Regions from separate parts of the Homo sapiens genome. Here region 1 is linked to region 2. Evidence: chromatin loops called from intact Hi-C (ENCODE). Cell type or tissue: endothelial cell of umbilical vein. All regions are shown on one strand. Links, peaks and the distances in the headings refer to the core of each region. The heading gives the core; the rest is flanking DNA.

Region 1 (10,826 bases), core at 1,790-9,789, 64 kb before region 2:
ACTGTCAGTGTTAAGGCAATCTCTAAATAAACCATGCATATCAGCATTGGGATGATTTGTAAATCCTGCTTGGCTAAGGGCTCCATCTCTGTCACTTCTGGTGAGTTTTCTCAGTCCCTTAATTTCTTATGATGTGATGAAATAGATTTGGGGGAAGGAAAACTAACCAGCTTCAAAGTAATTCAGTATACATCCAATGCCTACATATTATGGAAACAGTAGTTACACAAACTAAGTAGATCTGGTGGATCTTAGTTCCTGGGTGGGTGGGAGGGATAGGGATGGAGAAGACTTGAAGGAGGGAAAGAGAATTCTTTTGCATGAACCATATGGTAGTTGATCTGTTGCCGCCACAAACCTGTGATTGAGAAGGTTGATCTTTTCTACACTGGTTCAGTGCTGCATCTTGATATATTAGTGAGTAAAGACTCTTGACTTTGAGTCAATGTGGTGTAATACAAATGATATATTTGATCTTGTCCCTGATTCCTGGGACTCCTAAAAATAACCCTTGGGATTTCTTGAGTGATAGGAACATTTTTTGTTACTCATAATGAGCTCCTTTAGACCATACCTGAGTTTGTGCTAATGTGATCCTTGGACTCTTGGTGGGCCCCCAGGTAGCTACGGGATGGGGACTAGTTGCCGGAGGAACCAACCATGTGATTACAGGGTTAGAACTTTTAGCTGCAATCCCTGATCTCTGGGAAGGGAAAGGGGCTGGAGATTGGGTTCACTCAACAACAGCCAGTGATTTTATCAGTCAAACCTGTGTGATAAAAACTTGGTTAAAACTGCAGCAAGGAGGCTAGGAGCTTCTGGGTTGGTGACATATGGATGTGTTGGGAGGATGGTGTGCCTGGAGGGGGCTTGGAAGTTCTGTTTTCGTGCCTGCTCCCCAACCATACCTTGCCCTATGAATCTCTACCATTTGGCTGTATCTGAGTTGTATGCTTCATAATAAAACTGTAATCATAAGTGTAGGGATTTTCTGAATTCTGTGAGTCATTGTTGCCCAAAAGAGTCCCGATCTTGACCCCAGAAGAGGGTTCTTGGACCTCGTGCAAGGAAGACTTCCGGGCAAATCCGTAGAGTAAAGTGAAATCAAGGTTATTGGAAAGTAAAGGAATAAAGAATGGCTATTCCACAGGCTATTCCACAGCAGCCCTCGGGGCTGCTGGTTGGCTATTTTTATGGTTACTTCTTGATTATACGCCGAACAAGGGGTGGATTATTCGTGAGTTTTCCAGGAAGAGGGTGAGCAATTCTCAGAACTGAGGCTTCCTACTTTTTTTAGACCATATAGGTAACTTCCCAACATTGCCATGGCATCTGTAAACTGTCATGGTGCTGGTGGGAGTGTTTCTTAGCATGCCAATGTATTATAGTTAGCATATAATGAGCAGTAAGGATAACCAGAGGTCACTTTCATTGAGTCTTGATTTTGGTGGACTTTCACTGGCTTCTTTACCACACCCTTTTATCAGCAAGGTCTTTGTGACTTGTATCTTATGCTGATCTCCTATCTCATCCTGTGACTTAGAATGCCTAACCTCCTGGAATGCAACTCAGTAGGTCTCAGCCTCATTTTACCCAGCCATTATTCAAGATGGAGTTATTCTGGTTCAAACGCCTCTGATAATTCTAGCAAAATGCCAAACTTATTGAGGGGGGTCATGGAAAGCCCCCAATTTGTAGTCCCTAGGCAGAAGTGCAGTTAGCCTGGGGACCCCATTTGCGGCTGGCATCTGAAGTGGGGTCAGTCTTGTGGGATTGAGTATTTAACCTGTGGAGTCTGCACTAAATGCTAGGTGGTATCAGAATTTAATTGAATTGTGGGACACCCGGTTGGTGTTGGAGAACTGGGTTTAGGAAAAATGGAACAGACAAGTCTTTCCTATTGGGAAAAACCAACTCATAATATGAAAACGTTGGGGCTGGAATAATCTCTCTGAAATTGCATAGTTTACTATTTAGAAGATAAAGGCTCAAAAGTGTTTTTAAAAGATTTAGTGGGGCGGCCGGGTGCGGTGGCTCATGCCTATTATCCCAGCACTTTGGGAGGTCAAGGCGGGCAGATCACGAGGTCAGGAGATAGAGATCATCTTGGCCAACATGGTGAAACCCTGTCTCTACTAAAAAAATACAAAAAATCAGCTGGGCATGGTGGCACGTGCCTGTAGTCCCAGCTACTTGGGAGGCTGAGACAGGAGAATCACTTGAACCTGGAAGGCAGAGGTTGCAGTGAGCAGAGATCACACCACTGCACTCCAGCCTGGGCCACAGAGTGAGACTCCATCTCAAAAAAAAAAAAAGATTTAGTGGGAAAGAAAAAAAATTATCAGGCTGTTCTTTACTATTTATGTGTTTACATTGTGTTTTATAGTGTAATAAAGTAGAAGTTATACTACTATATGGTTTTCTTTGACTCTTGTTTCCTGTGGTTTTCACCAAAGATTTCATAGCACTGTCTCTGCCTCCAACCAATGGAAACATCTAAAATGTCAATATGATGGATTGTAGGTTTAGTAGTCTCTTTACTAAGGGATTTCCAGTATCCTGGTTTACCGCTGTCTACACTATTAATATTACTCTGACACTACAGTGACAATTTCATATGGTTCAACCTTATAGTAATGATGGCTCCTCATTGACTGTTACTTACAGTTAAAAAAAAAAACTATCGATTATGATCAGGACATTTTAGAAACTGCAAAAAGTAGAAAAAGAGAAAAAAATGCCCCAGAGTTCCAGCAAGAAAACATAAATGTTAATTATACTTGGGAGGTATTTTTTTTAACAGGTTCCTTTTTTTCTTTCTTTTTTTTTTTTTTATATTTATTTATTTATTTTTTTATTGATCATTCTTGGGTGTTTCTCGCAGAGGGGGATTTGGCAGGGTCACAGGACAATAGTGGAGGGAAGGTCAGCAGATAAACAAGTGAACAAAGGTCTCTGGTTTTCCTAGGCAGAGGACCCTGCGGCCTTCCGCATTGTTTGTGTCCCTGGGTACTTGAGATTAGGGAGTGGTGATGACTCTTAACGAGCATGCTGCCTTCAAGCGTCTGTTTAACAAAGCACATCTTGCACCGCCCTTAATCCATTTAACCCTGAGTGGACACAGCACATGTTGCAGAGAGCACAGGGTTGGGTTGGGGGTAAGGTCACAGATCAACAGGATCCCAAGGTAGAAGAATTTTTCTTCGTACAGAACAAAATGAAAAGTCTCCCATGTCTACCTCTTTCTACACAGACACGGCAACCATCCGATTTCTCCATCTTTTCCCCACCTTTCCCCCCTTTCTATTCCACAAAACTGCCATTGTCATCATGGCCCGTTCTCAATGAGCTGTTGGGTACACCTCCCAGACAGGGTGGTGGCCGGGCAGAGGGGCTCCTCACTTCCCAGTAGGGGTGGCCGGGCAGAGGCGCCCCTCACCTCCCGGACGGGGTGGCTGGCCGGGTGGGGGGCTGACCCCCCCACCTCCCTCCCGGACGGGGCGGCTGGCCGGGCCGGGGACTGACCCCCCCACCTCCCTCCCGGAGGGAGCGGCTGGCCAGGCAGAGGGGCTCCTCACTTCCCAGTAGAGGCGGCCGGGCAGAGGCTCCCCTCACCTCCCGGATGGGGCGGCTGGCCGGGCGGGGGGCTGACCCCCACCTCCCTCCCGGACGGGGCGGCTGGCCAGGCAGGGGGCTGACCCCCCCCCCCACCTCCCTCCCGGACGGGGCGGCTGGCCGGGCAGAGGGGCTCCTCACTTCCCAGTAGGGGCGGCCGGGCAGAGGCGCCCCTCACCTCCCAGACGGGGCGGCTGGCCAGGCGGGGGGCTGACCCCCCCACCTCCCTCCCGGACGGGGCGGCTGGCCAGGCGGGGGGCTGACCCCCCCACCTCTCTCCTGGATGGGGCGGCTGGCCGGGCAGAGGGGCTCCTCACCTCTCAGACAGGGCGGTTGCCAGGCAGAGGGTCTCCTCACTTCTCAGACGGGGCGGCCGGGCAGAGACGCTCCTCACATCCCGGACGAGGCGACAGGGCAGAGGCGCTCCCCACATCTCAGACGATGGGCGGCCGGGGAGAGACGCTCCTCACTTCCTAGATGGGGTGGCGGCCGGGAAGAGGCGCTCCTCACTTCCTAGATGGGATGGCGGCCGGGCAGAGATGCTCCTCACTTTCCAGACTGGGCAGCCAGGCAGAGGGGCTCCTCACATCCCAGACGATGGGCGGCCAGGCAGAGACGCTCCTCACTTCCCAGACGGGGTGGCGGCCGGGCAGAGGCTGCAATCTCGCCACTTTGGGAGGCCAAGGCAGGCTGCTGGGAGGTGGATGTTGTAGCGAGCCGAGATCACGCCACTGCACTCCAGCCTGGGCACCATTGAGCACTGAGTGAAGGAGACTCCGTCTGCAATCCCGGCACCTCGGGAGGCCGAGGCTGGCGGATCACTCGCGGTTAGGAGCTGGAGACCAGCCTGGCCAACACAGCGAAACCCCGTCTCCACCCAAAAAATACGAAAACCAGTCAGGCGTGGCGGCGCGGGCCTACAATCGCAGGCACTCGGCAGGCTGAGGCAGGAGAATCAGGCAGGGAGGTTGCAGTGAGCCGACATGGCAGCAGTACAGTCCAGCTTCGGCTCGGTATCAGAGGGAGACCGTGGAAAGAGGGGAGAGGGAGAGGGGGAGGGGGAGGGGGAGGGGGTTCCTTTTTTTCTGTGCATACCTCCTCCCTTTTTTGAAAAACATTTTGTGATTTTACTGTGAATAATTAAAATAAAAGGAAATGTGGGGAATGCTAAGACACAAAACACTAAAGAAAAAAAATGACTTATAATCTTACCACTTTGATAACATTTTGATGTCTTTTTTTTTCTTATAAAAACTGGGACCATTTAAGCTCTAAATACTGCTTTGTATGTGTTTTTTTTTCACTTAACATTTTTCATTCACAATTGAGATCATTTTGGACAAAGTGGGTGATGACAAATCTGATCCCTTCATACAAAGTGTTTCTATTGTTTTAAGAGTGCAAAGGAAGTTTAGGATTTCTGAGAAGTAACCAACTGTTTCATCAGTGTTATATGTAGATCAGGGTAGCATTTTAATTTTGTATCTTACAAATGGCAGCAGAATTACTTTTTAACAATTAGCACTTGGTTAAAAAAAAAGATAAATTGACTTGGAAAGAACGTAACTTTTAAATGTACCTTCTCTTCCTAATAACTGACTCACTAGGAAATGCCATTCTGTCATTGTAGATTTATTGCTGTGTTACAGGGATAATGATTATCTGTAGGTTTTCTACCTTCTCTAACTCTACTACGTGAACCCTGTAGTATCTATAATAGAGATGAGCTATGGAGAATCCCATTCCATGGACTTTTACTGAATGTTGAAACTGTGAGCCCTCACATTTCAGCAGTAATGGAGCAGAGTGTGGAGTTCTGGAGCCAGGCTGCCTGGATTAAAGTCACCTTTGATACTTGCTACCTGTGTGACCTGGCATAGGTTACTTAACCTCTCTGTTCTGTAGTTTTACATCTTTAAATGGGGCTGGAAATAATAGAAGCTACCCCATAGAGTTATTGTAAGGATGAAATGAGTTAATATCTGAAAAATGCTTGAAATAGTAACTGTACACATTATACATCAATATGTGACTATTATTAATAGTATTTTTTTCTGTGTGTCTCACTGGTTGCTACTGGTTTTCAGAGTTCTTGTTTGGGTTTCATGCTAGTGACATTCATTTCTCTTCTTTAACATTGACTTCCCTACGTCTAGGGTTTTCCTGGTTACTTCTGTTCAATCTTTCCTTCGTTTGCCTTTTCTGAAGTGACCTTTATTTTCTTTCCTACTCCCTCCTTTACTTTGCCCTTTCTCTAACAGCAGTAGCGGGGACTTCACACCAGGGGACTTCAGCCGGGACAGATCCTTGGAGCTCAACATTTACTCACCTTCCTTTTCCAGTTCCTATGTTCTCAGAAGCCAGCCCACGTGCCTGTCTTGCAGGAACATTGCCCGACCTAACCTGTGACTAATTGGAAAACCCTTCGTTTAGGACTTTTGTAGTTCTCTGTTTAGTCATTATCTGCTTCCTGTTCCTGGAAGGAAGAGAAACACTGGCTTGCATGTGGGGATGTGGGTGCCTGCCTGGCCTTGTGGTACCACCTGAGCAGTGCTGTGTGGTCGCTGCTCACTCACCCCCAGGGCTTATCTTTTCTGCACCCCACATTTAACACTGCCCCTTCCAGCCCAGCTCATGTGATTCCTTGTCCTTTTCTGGATGTTTGATTTTATATCCCCAGCTGAGCTGTGAGCTTGGTGAGGATAGCAACTGCTTTGCTCTTATTACCACAGATAATAATAATCACAGCAATAATGGCTAGCATTTATCAAGTCTTAACTTGGATAAACCCTAGTAATCTCATATAAGGCTTAGAAACTATTATTATTTTATGGATGAGGAAACTGAGGCACAGAGATGCTAATTGACCTTGCCTGGGGCTTCACAGCTAGGAAACAAATTGAACACAGTGCAGCCAAGAAAAAAGCCAGTTTCTGCTTTTGCTTCCATGCTTCATAGGGAGTAGTCTTGCTTCAGAGTTGGCCCTGCGTGCAACAGACCTTGGTTCAAATGTTGGCCCAGCCATTTCCCAGATGAGTGACTTCAGCTTCAATACTTTGTTCTTGATCATCTCCATTTCTAAGATGGGTTTAATATTAACACCTATCTCAGAGTTGTAGAGATAAGAAATGATAATGTAAGTAAAAATTCCAGTAAAGGTTAGTGGCTGTTAGCAGTTGGTGGTAAAGTAGTTGAGCATCCTAGAGGCCCTGGATCTGGAAATCATAAACCCCCAACACTCCACAGGGGCATCAGTCACCATCTCTCTTTCTCCCTCTGCCTGGTCGGGTGCTGGGCCAGTCTTCCTTTCTGACGCCCTTGCTTCCCTCCAGCCAGCTCAGCACCACCCATTTTTTCCCCATGTGATTAGTTTATGTCCTATTCTGCAGGGTAGAAATGACTTGGCTGGACTTCTAACCCTGACAGGTGCCAGTTGTGCCCAGAAACCAGGGATCTAGCTCCCCAAGGACTGGTTTCCTGCACCAGCTCTCTGTAAGCTTCAGGGAATTCACTGATTTCCTAAAGGAGCACCCCTTTGACCCCATTTCTTCCCGTTGCTACTGGAGACAGGCTGAGATGGCGTGTTTCCTCCTATTTGATGGTTTTTTTCTGGCCCTTGCTACTTAGACTTCCTCCCATAGTTTAAATAATTTCTAACCTAGTTCTTGGTTGGCCTCTTGCAAGGAATATACATGAACAGTTCTGTTAGGACTCGCAGCCACGTGGAAATTGGGCAGTAGCCTTTGGTGAGGTTGTGTAAGCTCGGATTTAGCGTCCCCTTATGGATCTGGCAGTTGGGGATGAATTGGAGTCCTGTGAAAATCCAGTTGAGAGCTAGTTCCCCAAGCTGGGTTTAGGAATGTGCTGCTATTTATAGCCTTTCTTTTGGATCTTTGCAAACTGGAAACTTCTGTTGATTTCGATGAACCCAGGAGCATGCTGGTATATTTACATCCTTCAGAAAGGACTTACCCAACAAGGGGGTGAAGCAGTGGGGTGTATCAGTTGTCCAGCTCTGAAAAGAATCTACTTATTTATGTTTGTAAAAACTGTTGGCATTTGGCAAATGGGGTGTAAGTACACTGGATATTCTGTTCTACCAAATAGGATCTTAACAAAACTGCTTATAAAGTTACTGTGAACTTGGGGACTTGATTGATTACCCAGGAGCCCTTCTGCAATGAGAGAATTTGCTTTCACATATAACATTGCTGCAGCAGATGTTTCAGGCACTCCTACTGTGTTGCAGGAACTGTGTTAGGGATTAGAGGTACAAACCTTCACTTCCCCACCTCCACTTAGGGAAAGAGGTGTTTGACTTCAGTCAGGGTTTTCCGGCGAGTTCTGTGTCCTGCTGGGATTCCTGCCTTTGACCGTGGTATGTCTGAGTGGTGCGCTGTTGTAGTGAGGTGGGTGGGGAAAATGTCCTCCTAAGCTTTGGTTCTTCTGCTTGGCTCATTTCTCTGCCTCGACCCAGTGATATCATGTAGGCCACTGATTTATTTACAGAATGATGATATTACCTAACTTCTTGGGATTAGGGATTTCAAATAAAAGAATGAATGTGAAAGTGCATTGAAAAGTGTGTTATTTGGGTGGGAACTTTTATATCTTGTACTGTGTGTCCCTATCTCATGTGTATGATTGAAAATTTTCTTTATTCCTCTCCTTTCTTTTTAAATATTTTTTCTGAAAGATTTTTAGATGCCATGTAATTAACATTGCTAGTACAAATTATGTTTGTGGCAACCACTGAATAACAGTTTTTGAGCAATAATGTGAACACATGCATCTGTGAATAAGGTGCTTTTCAATAGCTAGAGAAAGGTCTTTTACTTTTACCTTTATGATAGTTATAGAGGGAGATGAAGTAGTTATACATGAGTGATTTTTTTTTTTTTTTGAGATGGAGTCTCACTCTGTCACAGTGATGGGATCTCAGCTCACTGCAAGCCCTGCCTCCCAGGTTCAACCCGGGTTCAAGCAATTCTCCTGCCCCAGCCTCCCAAGCAGCTGGGACTACAGGCACGTGCCACCATGCCCAGCTAATTTTTGTATTTTTAGTAGAGACGGGGTTTCACCATGTTGGCCAGGATGGTCTTGATCTCTTGACCTTGTGATCCACCTGCCTCGGCCTCCCAAAGTGCTGGGATTACAGGCATGAGCCACTGCGCCCGGTCGATCTTTTGTTTTTTGCAGTTAAAATTAATATTGGGAAATTTTGTGCTATGAAGGTTTTTAAAAAATGAAGCCACTACAAATTTCATTCACCTACAGCTGACTTCAGTCTTTTTTTTATGAAGATGATTTTTACACCAGAAGAAGATATGTGCAAGTTCCAGTGTTAATCGTATATCATAGGGTCATTGGAGAGAGGCAGCTTCTTAGTGTTTAAGGGCCTTGGGTGGGTGAATGTTGACCTGTATGCAGCCCAGCTGTGTGGTTCATTGGTGACAGTTTAACAAAGCCACCTAAATGCATGTGTCACTAGATAAAACCCAAGGCCACCGCCACTTACAGACACTGTTAAGCAACATGGCTAAGAGTGTGGGCCCCGGGATTCCATTGTCTGGGTTGGATCCTGTCCTCCTACACACCGAGGCTTGTTATTGAACCCGTGTGCCTCATTTTCCTCATCTGCGAATGGGGGTAATGAGAGATGCTTCCTTACAGATGCTGCGAGGGAAGAATGAGATTGCCCAGGAAGCATCCAGAACACTGCCTGACACCACTAACACCCCGTGTGAATGCTGCGATTGACAATTAAAGTAGCAACTCATTCTTTATGACGTACCACCTTTCAGAAATAATCTGAAGCAAATATTAGATTTCTGAAGCCCTGTTGCTTTAAGGTCACTTCAAACAAATGACTTCTTCAGAATTCCATTTCTTTCTTGAGTGGACATAATGTGTAATTTTAAAGGTTCGCAAGAGCCATTAGTCAGAGGCTCTCTCCATTCCTGTTGTGCAGCCACCCAGCCCCTTCCCAGGAGACAGACGGTGCTATCAGTAAATAAAGACTTTGGAAAAGTCCCCAAATGGACAGCACCAAAAATAGCAAAAGGAGGAGGGGCAGCGAAAGAGGGAGGGAGGGGCTGGAGAACAGGAAAAGAAGATGGGGAGAGAGTCAGCAGGGAGCCCTCCCAGTCCTTGAGCCCCACGGGTATTGCTTTTCCTCACGCCCCTCTCTGAGGACCCCACTGATGTGTGCAGCCATCAGTGAGGGTCTGTGGGAATCTCCTCAGTCTTCTGTCTTAGAGGCACAGTTGGTGGCTTCCTGGCCTGTATCCCAAAGCAAATAACTGGCAAGCTGACCTTGCTCCAGTCTGGGGTGAGGCCAGGTCAGATGAGCCTTCTGTTGTATCCTGAATGCAAACCATTGTTTGAGATACTCTGGAAGAGTCCAGAAGTTGAGGTCCTTGGCCTCTCAAGACACCGGGATCCTAGAGTTAATTTCCTCCCAAGACGGAGCTTTGGGCGAGGTGGGAGGTGGGGGAAGATGGGGGGATGGGGGTGGCTGTAGCTGTCATCTGTGTTGGAGTTCTGTGGCTTTAAGAAATAACTTCAAATGGTAAACCCGAGACAGTGTGGAGTAGGCTAGGGACTTTATCTGACTCTGCAAAGTTATTTTTCTCTCTTCAGTTCAAATTGAAGCCAGGGATGGTAATATTTAGATTTCATCTTTTTTTTTTTTTTTAAGATGTTTCTTTATATTGACATCACTCAAGTTTCAGTCCTTTGTTCTGGTAGCAACCCGGGGTTCAGGAATGCTCTGAGTGCCCCAGCCTCCTGCCTGTCAAGAGTGTCCTGTTCCCTTTTTGTCCAGCCAAATTCAGTTATTCTGTTGAGGCTCAGCATAAAGTCCTTTTTCTTTCTGGATCATCTTTGTTACTTCCCTTCTCAATCTATGTGGTATTTAAGAAGAAAGCCCCAGCTTAAGGATAGGTTATGCCCCAAATACTACTTTTGAGTAAGTAGATTGTAAGTTGAAATGCATTTTCCCATTAAAAATGATAATTATCATTAGTAATGATAATTTTTCAAGGCATCCATTAGCCAAATGCATCTGAAAATAAGGATTTATAGCTAGGCTTTGCTGACTTCTGCACGTTTTATTGGGGAAGTTGTCTGAGCTTCCATCTGTTCCCAGAGTGGTCTTTGCAACCCAGAATCAGACTCCAGGGCTCATGACTCATGGTAGCATTTCAGGA
Region 2 (10,826 bases), core at 1,527-9,526:
CACCAGCCTGGGTGACAGAGCTAGACTCTGTCTCAAAAAAAAAAAAAAAAATTAAATTTAAAAATCTTATGAACCAACGTCTGCTGGCTTCCAACCTTTTTTCTGCAGCTTCCTACCTTTTTTCTGCAGCTTCCTCACTTCTTTCAGTCATTATAGAACTGAAGAGTTAGGACCTTGCTCTGTATTAGGCTTGGGCTTAAGGGAATGTTGTGGCTGGTTTGATTTTTTTATCCAGGCCACTGAATCTGTCTCCGTATCAGCAATAAGGCTGTTGCACTTTCTTATCATTCGTGTATTTGCTAGAGTAGCATTTTAAATTTTCTTCAAAACTTTTGCTTTGCTTTGCATTCACAACTTAACTATTTGGTACAGGAGGCCTAATTTTCTGCCTGTCTCGGCTTTTGACACGCCTTAATCATTTCTAGCTTTTTATTTAAGGTGAGATGCATGTGACCCTTCCTTTCACTTGAGCAGTGAGAAGCCATTGTAGGGTTACTAACTGGCCTAATTTTAATATTTTGTCTCAGGGAATAGGGAGGCCTGAGGAGAGGGAGAGAGACGGGAACGGCTGGTTGGTCGGGCAGTTGGAACACACATGCACAGCATTTACAGATTAAGTTTGTCATTTTATGTGGGCACAGTTCATGTCATCCCAAAACAATTACAATAGTAACATCAGAAATCGCTGATCACGGATCACTATAATAGATATAATAATAATTAATTGAAAAGTTTGAAATATTTCAAGAATTACCCATATGTGACACAGGGACATGAGTGAGCACATGCTGTTGGAAAAGTGGTGCTGATGGCTGGGCGCAGTGGCTCACGCCTGTAATCCCTGCACTTTGGGAGGCCGAGGCAGGCGGATCACGAGGTCAGGAGACCGAGACCATCCTGGCCACCATGGTGAAACCTTGTCTTTACTAACATACAAAAAAAAGAAAAAAATTAGCCAGGTGTGGTGGTGCGTGTCTATATCCCCAGCTACTTGGGAGGCTGAGGCAGGGGAATTGCTTGAACCTGGGAAGAGGAGGTTGCAGTGAGCTGAGATTGTGCCGCTGCACTCCTGCCTGGGCGACAGAGCAAGACTCCACCTCAAAAAAAAAAAAAAAAAAGAAAAGAAAGAAAAGTGCTGATGGACCTTCTCGACTTGCAGGGTTGCCACACACGTACGGTTCATTAAAAAACAAAACAAAAACAAACAAGAAAACCCTACAATATCTGCAAAGCACACTACAGCAAAGTGCAATAAAATGAGGTATGCCTGTTACTGCTTTTTAAATTTGAAGATAATTTTGGACTTGTAGAAGAGTTGCAAAAGCAGTACAGAGTTCATGTAAACCCTTCCCTCCATTTCCCCGTATGTTACCATCTTAACTATAAAAAAGTGATCACAACTAAAAAACTAACAGTGGTACAGTACCATTCATTAAACCACAACGTTCTTTGGATTGCATCCATTGTCTCACTAATGTCCCCCTGCTGTTCCAGGATCACCCACTGCATTTAGTTGTTGGATCCTGTCCCCTCTGATCTGTGGTTGCCCTTTAGTCTTTTCTTGTGTTTCGTGATCTTGACACTCGAATGTACTGATCAGTTCTTTTGTAGACTCTCCCTCAACCTAGGTGTTTCAGCTGATTCTTGTGATTAGACGGAGGTTTTGCATAAGGGAAGGGACACCATACAGGTGATGTGCCCTTCCCATTGAATCATGTCAGGAACGTGATGGTACATATTACCCGTGATGTCAATCTTCATCATTGCCCAAGGTGGTGTCTGCCAGGTTTCATTTTGGTAAAGTTACTATTTTCCCTTTGTAATTAATGAATATTAGATGGGAGATACTTAGAGATTAGGCCAATATCTTATTTCTGCTTAAACTTTCACACATTAATTTTACCATCTGTATGAGTTTTCTAGGGCTACCATAACAAATTACCAAAACCTGGGTGCCCCAGAACACAGAAGTGTATTCTTTCACAGTCTAAAAAGCCAGACCCTGAAGTCAAGGTGTCTGCAGGGTTGATTCCTTCTGATATCTCTGGGGTATAATCTGGCCCATGCCTCCCTCCCAGCTTCTGATGGTTGCTGGCAATTCTGGCATTCTGTGTCTTCTTTCCTGTGTGAGGGAGTCCTCTGCTCTTACAAGGACACCAGGCATTGGGTTTAGGGTCCACCCTAATCCAGTATGACTTTATCTTAACTTGATTACATTTGCAGAGAACCCATTTCCTGATAAGGTCATATCCACAGGTCTCAGAAGGTAGGACTTCAACATCAACAGGTCTTGTGGGGGATATCATTCAACCCACCACACCAACCATTGGTGGATCCTGGCTGCAGTGGCTATGTCTGTGGTAGGAGCCCTTTCAGGTTGGTGCCCATGTCCCTTGATGTGGTTCCATCCTTTACTTTTCTCCTTCCTCCACCTATTACACACTCTTTCTTTCTTTCTCTTGTCTTCTTTCCTTTTTCTTTCTTTCCTTCTTTCTTTCTTCTTTCTCTTTCTTTCTTCTTTCTCCTTTTTTTCTTTCTTTTCTTTCTCTCTCTCCCTTCCTTCCTTCTCCTCCTCCTTCTCCTCCTCCTCCTTCTTCTTGCCTTCCATCCTTCCCCTTTCTTGCATCTTTTTCCTTCCTTCCCTTTCTTCTTTTTCTTTCTTTCTCCTTCCTTCTCTTTCTCTTCCTCCTTTCTTCTACCCTCTCTTCCTTCTTCCCTTCCTTCCTCCCTCCCTCTCTCCTTCCCTTCCTCTTTCTCTCCTTCTCTCTCTCCCTCCCTCCCTTCCTTCCTCTTTCTTCCTTTCTTTCTCTTTCTTTCCTTCTTTCCTTTCTCTTTCTTTTCTTTTCTTTTCCTTCTTTCTTTCTTTCTTTCTTTCTTTCTTTCTTTCTTTCTTTCTTTCTTTCTCTTTCTTTCTCTCTCTCTCTCTCTCTCTTTCTTTATTCTTTTTCTTTCTTTCTTGACAAAGTCTCACTCTGTCGCCCAGGCCAGAGTGCAGTGGTACAATCTCGACTCGCTGCAACGTTTGCCTCCCAGGCTCAAGTGGTTCTTCTGCCTCAGCCTCCTGAGTAGCTGGGATTACAAGCATACGCCACCACACCTGGCTACATTTTGTATTTTTAGTAGAGACAGGGTTTCACCATGTTGGCCAGGCTGGTTTTGAACTCCTGGCCTCAAGTGATCCACCTACCTCAGCCTTCCAAAGTGCTAGGATTACAGGTCCTTTCTTTTTTGAAAGCCCTTTATTACTTTCTGGCACCACAAGATTCTCCAGGTTCATCTTGTCTTGTATTTTCCTTGCCCCAGCCCTGAAATCAACCACTAACCCAAGGAGCCCTGGTTCCTTTTATTGGACAATGATGTTTAGAAATAAAGAGGACTAGGTGTCCTCATTGATGCTGGGATGTCACAGCTACTAGGCCCCCTGTACACACATATATACATACACACACACCAACCCATGCGGATACACACATCTTTATGTATTTTTTGTATCTATCTGTAAAACAAAAGCATGTGCCCACACTGCTACTTCTGACTCCAGGCTTGCTCCATAGTACTCGTTCTAAGCTTCCTGCTTTCCTTATTTGTAACTTTCTTCTCCAACAGTGAGGAAACCTGGCTCTTATTATCTATGATATTTTTACATGTTTATTCAACACTAGCATACATATTAAGTAGTTTGAAAATATATTACTGTGAGAAACACACTTTCCAACTGAAGTACTGTGTGTATGTGTGTGTCTCTGTGTGTGTATGTGTGTGTCTGTGTGTGTGTGTCTGTGTGTGTGTGTGTGTGTCTGTGTGTGTGTCTGTGTGTATGTGTGTGTGTGTCTGTGTGTGTGTGTCTGTGTGTGTGTCTGTGTGTATGTGTGTGTCTGTGTGTGTGTCTGTGTGTGTGTCTGTGTGTGTGTCTGTGTGTGTCTGTGTGTGTGTGTGGTTCTTGTTTTTAGCCTTACAGTATTCTGTCAAAACTGTATTTGCCAAAGTTTCTTAAGTCAGCTCCTTTGTTCCCCACCCGCTTCTGCATGGTAATGTGACTCATTTGTAACACAGAGTCATTTGTCACCATCTGCATTCCATCTCTCCTTCATATCCTGGTTGAGATTTTTAAAATGTATAGACAGCAAACTTCACTCTGTGTGGTACCTCATAGGATTCTGATTTGGAGTGTGCGTGTGTGTGTGCGCGTGTGTATGTCCTTGAAAACAAGATGATCAATAACAGCTTATGCTGAGGAAGTGGAAAGGTTGATTTGGTCATTTGTGACCAAGTCACAACATGAGAACCAGAAACTCAGAATGTGTGCACTAGGATGGATGTTAGAATTCCTCCAATCCCGATTTATAGTTGAAAGGGGTCACTTGGGGACGACGGGCTTAGTTTTTGGTTAATTGGCCTTTTTGATATCCCCTCTAGTACATGTGTAATGTAGAATGGGGACGTTTGGTCACTAACTGGCTTTCATGTCTTTCTTGGCTCATTAGGGGAGTAGTGGGCAGCTGGCAATGTGGCACATATGACCCTTCTGTTCCCCATGGTGACGGACGCTAGCCTCACAACGCTGGCCCTGAACAATTGGTTCAGCAAGCTCCCCACCCTGGCAGTTCCAGCACTTTGGGAGGCCAAGGTGGGCAGATTGCTTGAGCTCAGGAGTTTGAGACCAGCCTGGGCAACGTGAAAAAACCCTGACTCTTTGAAAAATACAAAAGAAAGTAGCCGAGCATGATGGCCCGTGCCTGCAGTCCCAGCTACTTGGGAGGCTCAGATGGGAGGATTGCTTAAGCCTGCGAGGTCAAGGCTCTGGCGAGCCATAATTGTGCCATTGCATTCAAGCCTAGGTGACAGAGTGAGACTCTGTCTCAAACAAACAAACAAACAACAACAACAAAAAAAAGCAACCAGCACTGCCTGTTTTCCCTCTGCACATTCCCTCCCTTTCCTCACACCAGGAAAGAAGACTACACAGCAGGAAATATAGTCTCCACCAGCCCCCTGGGTGAATTTGCCAGGGGGCCTGCCCATGGTCTTGAATGCTCCTGCACTTCTTTTTCAAATCTGTCTTCACATCCAGGCTTCCTCCACCCCAAAAGGCGGGGAACCCTTCCTTCTGTCTCACTGAGGACAGTAGAGTTGGGGGCTTGGAAATGGCGTCGCGCGATTTAGTGCATAGTATCACTGAGGGCGTGTTGTGTGGTCAAAGAGGACTATGTTTTGTATCTGAGGTTTGACTTGCCAGTTCTTAGATCCTCCGACCCTTTAGTCTGGGTGGGGCATGTTGGTTCTACCCAAGGATTCCCTCCTCTCCTCATCTTCCCAGAACCATGCTGCAGGACTGTTCTCAGATCTCCCCAGGGTACCCTCACTGTAGCTCTAAACACCTAAAGGACAGCTGGGACTTCTTTGTCTTGGGCATTTTGTGGCGTGGCCAGGGGGTGGTGTGGCTGCCCACGCGGTTCAGCTGGTGTCCAGCTCTGCAGGTCCTCCCACAGAGCTGGCCCTTCGCTCCCTCTGCTGGCCGAATCGGAGAACTGCACGGCCGTTGGGGGGTTGGTGCTGTATCTTCCTTCAAGCCCTGGTGTTGCAGAAAGTACTCGTGATTTTTTGCTGAATGAATAAATAAACAAAAGCCCACCTTTAAAAACGAAAGACTACCATTAGCTATTTTGTGAGAGTAAAGGTTCAAGTCTAGTTTTTTTCTAACTGATTTTCTGGCACTGCCAGTTTGTCTTTATTGTTTTTCTCATCGGACGCTCCATTTTCTCACCTGGGAGCTTGTGTCACTGCAGGTGTTACCTGGATACTGGTGAGAATGATTCGGTTCCGCTTTGGAGGGAACCCCGCGCGCTGAATGCTGTCATGGAAGTGGTGTGGTCTCAGAGAAGTAGGCACGACCTTTGCTGTTGCGTTTGAGCCCCACACTCACCACTGTGTGACATTGAGAAAGGTATCTTATCTTTCTGAGCCTCAATGCCATCTGTAAAATGACCTGTCTCACAGGAGTTTTAAGGATCAGAAAAATGCCTGCAAATCCTCTGTCTTCTCATCCACCCCTACCGAGGGCGCGACTGCTGTAAGCGGCATGTTTGGTAACTTGGTGAAGGGTCTACATGCGTCCATCCCCCACGGCTGATCAGAGTGGCTGTGACTGGTCCAGCACACACAACTTTGTCTGAGTCGAGTTGAGCCGGCCAGTTGCTTGCTGTGGAACTGAGCCACAGAGTTCCATAGCCTCATGGGGAAGCCCATGAGGGTTCCCATGGCTAAAGGTACAGCATTAGCCGCCAGAGCAATAAACCATTTTCTCCAGCAAATGGGCTGGAAAAAATGGTTTATTGCTCTGGTGGCTAAAGCTGTGGGCTAGGGGCTGGTGAAGACCATATTTCCTGCTGTGTAGTCTTCTTTCCTGGTGTGATGAAAGGGAGGGAATGTGCGGAGGGAAGACAGGCAGTGCTGGTTGCTTTTTTTTTTTTTTTTTTGGTTTGAGACAGAGTCTCACTCTGTCACCTAGGCTTGAATGCAGTGGCACAATCATGGCTCACCAGAGCCTCGACCTCCCAGGCTCAAGCAATCCTCCCACCTGAGCCTCCCAAGTAGCTGGGACTGCAGGCACAGGCCATCATGCTCAGCTACTTTATTTTGTATTTTTCAAAGAGACAGGTTTTTTTCACGTTGCCCAGGCTGGTCTCGAACTCCTGAGCTCAAACGATCTGCCCACCTCAGCCTCCCAAAGTGCTGGAACTACAGGCATGAGCCACTGTGCCCAGCCTGGTTGCTTTCAAGCCCCAGATTCAGTTGTCCCCAAGGCCTAGTTGCCCTTCTGAACTTCACGAACATTTCAAGGAAATTCTTTTGTTATCTAGTTTGGGTTTCTGTCATTTGCAACCAACCAACCAAACCAACAAAAAGAACTCATGACTAATGCAGTTATTTGCAGAAACGTAGCTATAGGAGGAGTTATAGAGCCACATGGAAAGTGAAGCTCTGGCATCCAGCCCTGCAGCTGAGACTTCCTAGAGCTGCCTTCACTCCATCGCCAGAAGGCCTGGCCATGGTGCGGTTTCTGTTGTGAAATGCTTTTGCAAACCCTTTTCCTTTTATTGCTTCAGGAGAATTTCCTTTCACCATCTTTCCTGGATTGGCACAGGGCTCATTCTTACAGCTCCCGATAAGAGCACAGATTTGGCATTCAGATGCCTTTGCTGTCTGTGACCTTAAACTCTTTGGACCCCGTCTTCTAACTACAGAATGAAGATAATATGTGCCTTTTAGGGTGGTTGTGAGGATCATATGAGCTCAGATGTGTAATGCACTTAGTACAGGCCAGGCACAGTCAGTGCTCACTCAGTGGTCTCTCAGATGAAACAGAACAATCTATTGGCCACAGAGATGCCAAGTTCCAACCCTCTGTAGTGGAATAAATGATGGGGATTTTGCCTTTTGAGAGTTAGTTTTTGATGTTTCTGCCACAGCCATATTGTTTATAACATTCGAAGGTGGGCTGGGGGCGGAACCAGGTACAAGATGTAACTGCAAAGCCTATGGGGCCTGAGGTTCTCCTGATGGCAGGTCAACTGCCTTATTGGAAAGAATGACTTTCTTGCCTTGACTGATGTTGAATGAACCCAGATCTACCAGCTAAGGAGCATGGTCTCTTCCTCTGTTTGTTCAGGCTGAAATTTTATCTTAACCCTTTTATGACAAGATGTGCATGTAGCATAGGCATCTCAGTGAGTTTAAAAGTAACTCAATTTATTTTCATTCCTAAGTTAATCTAGCTGAGAAATCATAGACAAAATACTCTTGAAATCATAACATTATACCCAAATTGAAAAAATATATGGGTTTACTTATTACAGATGAATATTAGTGTTGACCAAATCAAACAAAAACTACACACACACACACACACACACACACGCACAAATCCATACTAAATAAAACCCAAGCCAGACACAACCTCTCCAAAATAACCAATCAACCCTCCCAAATCTTCCATGGTTTCTGTTTTGTATTAAAAATGCATTTTATTTTATAAAATCTTATTTGGGGCATGAGGAAAGATAAAAGAAAGGTCAATTTTAATGCTATAAATATTCACTTCAAATGCAATGTGACTTAAAGTTCAAAGGATAAATTCCCGTGTGTTCTACAATTGTTAAATGATGAAGATAATGAGAATAAAAATACACTAAAATTGAAGTGCCCCCAAGATGCATTTTTGCCTTTAGACGATTATTAATGATGTAGGTAGAACAGAACTTACCCAGTTTAGAAATTAGTATTATTAGAAGTGATTCATACAGCTTTGGTGGGTAGCAACAAAGATCTAGTTATTTAAAAAAGCATTGAGTGTTACTCATAGAAGTGGGCCAGTGACCTTCGCTGGATAATAAAAGTACATCTAACTTTTTTTTTTTTTTTTTTTTTTGAGATGGAGTCTCGCTCTGTCACCCAGGCTGGAGTGCAGTGGCGCAATCTTGGCTCACTGCAACCTCCGCCCCCTGGATTAAAGCAATTCTCCTGCCTCAGCCTCCAGAGTAGCTGGGATTACAGGTGTGCACCACCACGCCTGGCTAATTTTTATATTTTTAGTAGAGACAGGGTTTTGCCACGTTGGCCAGGCTGGTCTTGAATTCCTGACATCAAGTGATGCGCCTGCCTCGGCCTCCCGGAGTGCTGGGTTTACAGGCGTGAGCCACTGTACTCGGACAAAATTACATCTAACATTTATTGTTTACTTTGTGCTGGGTACGTGCTAAGCACTTTTTATCTCATTTAAATCTCATTATGGCCGAGAGAGGGGCCTAGCCATCACCTCCACTATACAGATGATGAAACTGAGGAAAGGAATCTTAAGCTATGTAGGGGTGGTTCATGGGTGGGGACATATGGCCCCTGGATCTGCCTCAACCTTTGTAGGGAAAGGAAATTCATGGTCTTACGATTGCCGCAAAAATACCATTGACAGTAGACAGTCTCAGAGATTTTACAGATAAAGCTGAAGCTGTCCTCACAGGGTTAACAAGAATTCTGGATTAAGCATTAATCAGGCTGTACTTTGGCCCACTTCCTTGTCACCAAAAGTCCTGTAGTAGCACTAGATCCTGGCCATGTGCATCCCCATTGTTCCTATAGATAGGATTTCTGACATTAGAATCATAAAGCTTTTGTTAGAATTGCTTAAGGTGTTTTCCCCCAAATTCCAGTGAAACAGCTGACAGCCAACCCACCCAGACAAATGGGATCAGCATGAGAATACAGTTTCTTCATCACCCTGTCCCATGACTTCACCCTGTACTCTTCGACCAATCAACTATCACCACACTTAGGCTTACTCCAAACCCTTTAAAATGCCTAGCCCCAAACTCCTCAGGGAGACAGATTTGAGGTTTCCTTCCATCTCCTCGTTCAGCGGCCCTCCCATTAAACCTCTTGCTCTGCGGCAACCCCGTGTCTCAGCTATTGACTTGCGGCACGTTGGGCAGCAGACCTATTATGGTTACAAGGCCTTGACTAACTTTTCTATTCTTTATTACAATCTTCCTTAGAACCAGAACAAAACCCCCTTTTAATCCCAATTGACAATACATACAATTTTACATATACAAAATTGGGTTGTCTCACATTTTGATTCAGCCCTTATCTTTGTCTAATGGCAACATGGATGTTGCCACAGAGAGGCATATTATGTCACCTTTAAAAGCACAGGTTTGGGCCAGGCGCGGTGGCTCACGCCTGTAATCCTAGCACTTTGGGAGGGTGAGGTGGGTGGATTGCCTGAGCTCAGGAGTTCGAGACCAGCCTGGGCAACACGGTGAAACCTTGTCTCTACTAAAATACAAAAAACTAGCTGGGCATGGTGGTGCACGCTTGTAATCCCAGCTACTCGGGAGGCTGAGACAGGAGAATCGCTTGAAGCTGGGAGGCAGAGGTTATAGTGAGCTGAGATCACACCACTGCACTCCAGCCTGGGTGACAGAGCGAGACTCCATCTCAAAAAAAAAAGCACCGGTTTGTTGTTCAGTCTGGGTTCAGTTGAGATTCTGCCACTGTCTGGTTGTGTGATTCTGGATGAGTTATTTAGCTGTTTGAGCCTCCATTTTCCCATGTGTGAAATGGGGACAATCATACCTATAGCTCATGGCGTCACGGTAGACTTCAGTGAGATGATTCACGTGCAGTACTTAGAACAAGGCTGACTGCATTTGGTGCTTAACACATAGCAGTACTGAAAATGTTAAGCTATAGTCATACCTATAAAAATACTAAAAACAACAACAAAATACCAAAACCCATAACTTGTTGGCTCCCAGAAATTAATTACTGAATACAATTTCTACGTTAATATTTGGCAAATTATTTTGAAGTAATGTCTTTGCAGATTTTTTCTCTATATATTTTCTTCCTATAAACTTTTTTTTTTTTTTTTTTTTTTTTTTTTTTTTGAGACAGAGTTGCACTTTGTTTCCCAGAACAGAACATTCAAGGAAATTCTTTTGTTATCTAGTTTGGGTTTCTGTCATTTGCAGCCAACCAACAAAACCAACAAAAAGAACTCATGACTAATGCAGTTATTTGCAGAAAAGTAGCTATAGGAGGAGTTATATATATATATATATTATGATATATATATATTACATATCATTTTATATATATGTGTATATATATATGTAGGCTGGAGTGCACCAGCACGATCTCAGCTCACTGCAACCTCTGCCTCCTGGGTTCAAGCAATTCTCCTGCCTCAGCCTCCCAAGTAGCTGGGATTACAGGCGAGCACCACCAGCCCTGGCTAATTTTTTTATTTTTAGTAGAGACAGGGTTTC

The links. Peaks named below come from ENCODE experiments on the same cell type or tissue, not always from the same donor. Only the 100,000 strongest peaks of a DNase experiment are listed, where the experiment ranks them.
Region 1: a loop joins it to region 2, with 5 times the contacts of the local background. A loop is called at or near these places in 6 of 110 quality-filtered maps.

Annotation. Positions count from the first base shown.
Region 1 is chr4:37,662,065-37,672,890 of GRCh38, reverse strand. All of the region lies in intron 1 of RELL1 (RELT like 1), which reads left to right. Among named protein-coding and RNA genes, the nearest start is that of RELL1, 19 kb to the left of the region's middle. RefSeq lists enhancers at 5,783-6,340, 5,623-6,822 and a silencer at 8,990-9,284. In endothelial cell of umbilical vein, for the core only: a CTCF peak has its summit at 5,885; DNase peaks (open chromatin) are centred at 5,140, 5,950 and 7,160; H3K27ac peaks cover 4,935 bases.
Region 2 is chr4:37,597,872-37,608,697 of GRCh38, reverse strand. It overlaps a transcript of RELL1 not described here. Among named protein-coding and RNA genes, the nearest start is that of RELL1, 83 kb to the left of the region's middle. RefSeq lists an enhancer at 1,178-1,817. In endothelial cell of umbilical vein, for the core only: a CTCF peak has its summit at 5,531 (motif pointing left); DNase peaks (open chromatin) are centred at 5,477 and 6,957; H3K27ac peaks cover 559 bases.